Regions from separate parts of the Homo sapiens genome. Here region 2 is linked to region 1. A link is an interaction called in ENCODE POLR2A ChIA-PET data of the cell type or tissue named here. Cell type or tissue: GM12878. All regions are shown on one strand.

The links. ChIA-PET counts read pairs that join two places held together with the same protein. Peaks named below come from ENCODE experiments on the same cell type or tissue, not always from the same donor. Only the 100,000 strongest peaks of a DNase experiment are listed, where the experiment ranks them.
Region 2: POLR2A ChIA-PET joins it to region 1 with 6 read pairs; 15 of 35 experiments call an interaction of 5 or more read pairs at or near these places.

What each region holds. Positions count from the first base shown.
Region 1 is chr11:110,344,573-110,347,072 of GRCh38, reverse strand. No RefSeq gene overlaps it. Among named protein-coding and RNA genes, the nearest start is that of LINC02732, 9.3 kb to the left of the region's middle. RefSeq lists a silencer at 1,042-1,101. In GM12878, no CTCF peak of the experiment used is centred here; a DNase peak (open chromatin) is centred at 1,153; H3K27ac peaks cover 970 bases.
Region 2 is chr11:110,291,499-110,293,998 of GRCh38, reverse strand. The region is part of intron 1 of RDX (radixin); the gene reads left to right. Among named protein-coding and RNA genes, the nearest start is that of RDX, 3.9 kb to the left of the region's middle. In GM12878, no CTCF peak of the experiment used is centred here; no DNase peak of the experiment used is centred here; H3K4me3 peaks cover 2,067 bases; H3K27ac peaks cover 604 bases.

The sequences.
Region 1 (2,500 bases):
AAGTTCTTCTTCTATTTCCTAACATTTTCCCTAGGTATGATAATTTGCATGGTAAACACACTGCATATTAATAGCATTCGAAGTCACAGGATGAGATAGGAGGTCGACACAAAACCTGTTTTGCTGATAAAACAGGTTGCAGTAAAGAAGCCAACTCAGGCCAGGTGCGGTGGCTCACGCCTGTAATCCCAGCACTTTGAGAAGGCAAGATGGGTGGATCATGTGAGGTCAGGAGTTCGAGACCATGGCCAACACGGGGAAACCCCTCTTTACTAAAAATACAAAAATTAGGCAGGTGTGGTGGTGCGCATGTAATCCCAGCTCTTCAGGAAGATGGGACAGGAGAATAGCTTGAACCTGGGAGGTGGAGGTTGCAGTGAGCTGAGATTGTGCCACTGCACTCCAGCCTGGGAGACAGAGCAAGACTGTTTAAAAAAAAAAAAAGAAAGAGGAAGAAGAAGAAGAAAGAAGAAAAGAAGAAGAAGGAGGAGGAGGAGGAGGAAGAGGAGGAGGAGGAGGAGAAGAAGAAGAAGAAGAAGAAGAAGAAGAAGAAGAAGAAGAAGAAGAAGAAGAAGAAGAAGAAGAAATAGCAGCCAACTCTAAGCCACCAAAACCTGTTTCTCAGAATTCTGAGAAATGTTCATTATTCTTTTTTGTTTCTCAATTATGTTTCTCCCTTTCCTCAGGAAGCCAATTTTTATCCTCTGTCATTGTCAGGAGTGTATTTAACATGACAGAAGTCCTGTGACCTCTTCAAATGTCCCTATTTCCTCCTGAGTATATTCCAATCATCTCTGTGTCTGGTTGGCCTAATTTTAATTATGATTCCACTGGGCATGTGGCTACTCAGTCTACTTTTCTGTTCACTGAGCCAGATTTTCAATCCACATACTCAGAGCAAATTACGTACCACCGGAAAACTACATTAAAACTTTTGGGATAGTGCAGGCTATTTTATGCACTAAAGCAGTAATTTACCAAATGTTCCTTAATGATCTGTGAAAAAATTGCCATGTTTTTCACGATATTGAATGCGCTTCCAGGAAGTTAGGCAAAGGGAGAATCTGACCTAATGTGAACAAATGAGTAATCTTAGCTCTTACCTTTCCTAAAATCAATACTATTACCTAATTCAGTGAGCATGCACAGGAAACATACTCAAACGTACAGGACCAGCTCTTGAAACACTGACACATTTTGGTTTCCTCTCTCAAGAAAACAACCTAAGGGGAAATTCTATTTCCTTCTCATGGCTTCTCTCAAAGTTAATTCTTTACACACCAAGTAATAGTTATAACATGCATGTATTTCTAAATCTCAGGTTACCAAATATAAGATTTTTTTTTGAGAAAACACCTTTGAAGACAGGGGTATAAGACTGGGCTGAAAATAGGAGGGTTGGTTGAAAGGAGCAGTTTATCCACTCAGACCTCCTCTTCTGTTCTATGACCGGTCCCTCACTTCTTTTTTTTTTTTTTTTTTTGGAGACAGTCTCACTCTGTTGCCCAGGCTGGAGTGCAATGGTGCAACCTTGGCTCACTGAAACCTCTGCCTCCCTGGTTCAACCATTCTCCTGCCTCAGCCTCCCAAGTAGCTGGGATTACAGGTGTGTGCCACCACAGCCAGCTAATTTTTCTATTATTAGTAGAGATGGGGTTTCACCATGTTGGCCAGGCTGGTCTCAAACTCCCGACCTCAGGTGATCCACTGGCCTCGGGCTCCCAATGTGCTGTGATTACAGGCAACAGCCACGGCGCCCAGACATTTCAGATGTTTCTTGTACATGCTGACATTGCCTTGAAACACTTACACCAAAATTTTAAAATTTGAAATGTTAAAAGTGAATATTTCTCAAGATAAAATAGAAGAGTGGTTCTTTGATGATGTTATAAATCACTTTCCCATCCCCTTAAAATCACCACTGAATCCTCACTCTACAACCTCAAGAGAAATCCTCACAATCAATTCCTTTGAAATTATCTGAACAGAATGGAATATTCCACAAATAATTATGGAGCGTTTGCTATGTGCCAGGCACTGAGACAAAAAAATCAAGATAAAATGATGACTAAAAGAGACATCCTTACTTCCATAAAATTTACAATACAAGCTGGGGAGACTGATAGAAACAGATCTTCATAGAATGGACATCTGATCAAAATTGTGAGGGTTTTGACCCCAGTCCTCGGCTGAATCTATTCTTCTCAACGTCACTACTGACCTTCATAGGGCTGAATCCACTGGTCAGATTTTGGTCAATCTTAGCTTCTTAAAAGTAGTTAATACAGGCCAGGCGCAGTGGCTCACGCCTGTAATTCCAGCACTTTGAGAGGCCAAGGCGGGTGGATCATCAGGTCAGGAAATCGAGACCATCCTGGCTAACACGGTGAAACCCCGTCTCTACTAAAAATACAAAAAATTAGCCAGGTGTGGTGGCAGGCGCCTGTAGTCCCAGCTACTCAGGAGGCTGAGGCAGGAGAATGGCGTGAACCCAGGAGGC
Region 2 (2,500 bases), 53 kb after region 1:
TGATATAATAGTCTGAAATGGTAAATGATGGTGAGAGTCTTGTTTTTTCATCCATTTTTAATTTAATGCATTTTAATTTATGCTACTAATGTTTAAAAACGGGGTCAAATTTTAACCAATATTTCCTGTAGGCCAAAGTCTAAAAAAATCTGTTTTATTAAGGTTGTGAAAACTGAGCTATATGCTGCTGGAGTTTATATGTAAGGTGTAGATAAATATAATTTCGTGTTACTTCTGTGCATCGGGGAAGTCAAGCAAGTCACTGTTGGGTGGCAGGAACCTTCCTGCAGACCACGAGCTGGCAGGTGGTACTTAACTGATACTACCCCTGGGGTACAAGATTCAGTGGAGCTGGATTGGGTTGCTATGGACTCTACCCTTAAAAGATTATTTTAAGTCTCATGGCATTACTGATCCAGCTGAAGACTGTTCTGGTAACTTCCTTGATTGCTGCAGCCAGGGTGTGCGTACTGCTTTGATGATAGAGGTGTCCAATCTGGCCCCAGAGAGTTCCTCAATTTCTAGCCTATTTTAGAGAAATCCTGCCTTTCCTACTTTAAGTTCCTGGTGTATATCTTTATATTGAATGTATAGCTTAAGCCATTTAAAAAAAACTATAAAAGTGATATATTTTATGGCAAAGTTTAAAAACTCAGAAAAATGTCAAGGAAAAGGTCAAAGTCCTCCTTACTCCCTGGAACACCCCAGCCCCTTTCCCAGTCCTGTTTTCCATAGGTAGCTGCTGTCGGCAATTCCTTGTTTATAGAAAATGCCAGTAGGTATGCAGGGATAAACATATACTTTATATCCCTTATTTGTGATTTTAAAGTCTTGTTAAAATAGGGTTATATTGTAACAGACATTGAAAGGATGCTTATTAACTTGTGTTAAACATTGAGTAAATCATATTTCTCATGTTTTCATCATTTGAATAAAAGCACACAATAGAATTCCCTACGCTAATTCTCAAGTGTGTGTATGTGCAAATTTGTTTGTGTACAGATTTTCTTGATTAATGATTGAAGATGAAGTTTACTTTTTGTTTTCTAGCATATGGCATATAGTTGACAATGAGAAATGGTGTCTTTTAAAAAAGGAGGTTTATAATTTGGTGTGGGAAATAGCCACATCTTGCTCTTTACAAAAAAAGTTTGCCAACTCCTTAGAAAAAACATCCTGTTGAAAGGATATTTTAGATACAGTATTGAAGAAACAGGTACTTCATTGTTTATTTTCTCTAAGATTATAGAATTTATAAAGCTATTAGTAATTGAGATAATGGACTGTTTTCTTCTGAGTTGTAGATAATCTCTATGGCTTTCAGGACCTTAAATGTTTTTTTTTTTTAATTTATTTGTGAAAAGTTTAAGTCAACTAGGACTGACTGCAGGTAAATTTGTGAAGTGAGCGCTCTTCAGTTTTGAGCCCTTAGATCCTTTAAGATGCATTGGCATCAAATAGCAGAAAATTCTCCAACTGGTTTAAACAATGAGGAAATTTAATGTCATTTTTTTCTTCATTTTTTTTTGAAAACAGAGTCTTCCTCTGTCACCCAAGCTGGAGTGCAGTGGCACTATTACAGCTCACTGCAGCCTTGACCTCCTGGGCTCAAGTGATCCTTTAAGTTCCTCCCACATCAGTCTCCCTAGTAGCTGCCAACACAGGCGTGTGCCACCATGCCTAGCTAATTTTTTTTTTTTTTTTCCAAGACAGGGTCTCGCTCTGTTGCCCAGGCTGGAATGCAGTGGCATGATCTCAGCTCACTACAGCCTCTGCCTCCAGGGTTCAAGCGATTCTCCTGCCTCAGCTTCCCTAGTAGCTGGGATTTAAGGCACATGCCACCAGGCCCGGCTAATTTTTGTATTTTTAGTAGAGACAGGGTGTTACCATGTTGGCCAGGCTGGTCTCAAACTCCTGACCTCAAGTGATCTGCCCGCCTTGGCCTCCCAGTGTGCTGGGATTACAGGTGTGAACCACTGTGCCTGGCCAACAACTAATTTTTTAAAAAGCCTTTTTGTAGATACGGGGTATCCCTATGTTGCCCAGGCTGGTCTCAAATGATCATCCTGCCTCAGACTTCCTGCCTTGGACTTTCTGCCTCGGCCTCCTGAAGTGCTGGGAGGATTACAGGTGTGAGCCACCATGCCTGGCCAAAATTTAATGTCTTGCATACTAAAAGTCCAGAGGCTCAAGAATGGTTCAATAATGACATCAAGGACTCCTTCTCTTTCCAACTCTCTTCCCTGTGATTTTCCCTATTAACTTCATACTAAGACAGCCCTTACCCATCTCAATTTGGCTGCTGCAAAGGAGCCAGGAGCGGTGGTGTGGACCTGTAGTCCCAGCTACTCAGAATGCTGAGGTTGGGGTATCACTTGAGCCTGGGAGGTCAAGCCTGCAGTTAGCCCCTTGTCCCAGTTTGGCTGCTGCATCCCATCCAGACAGGGCAGTATCCAAAGGAATAAGAGGAACTGTTTCCAGAAACCCCCAAGCAGATGTC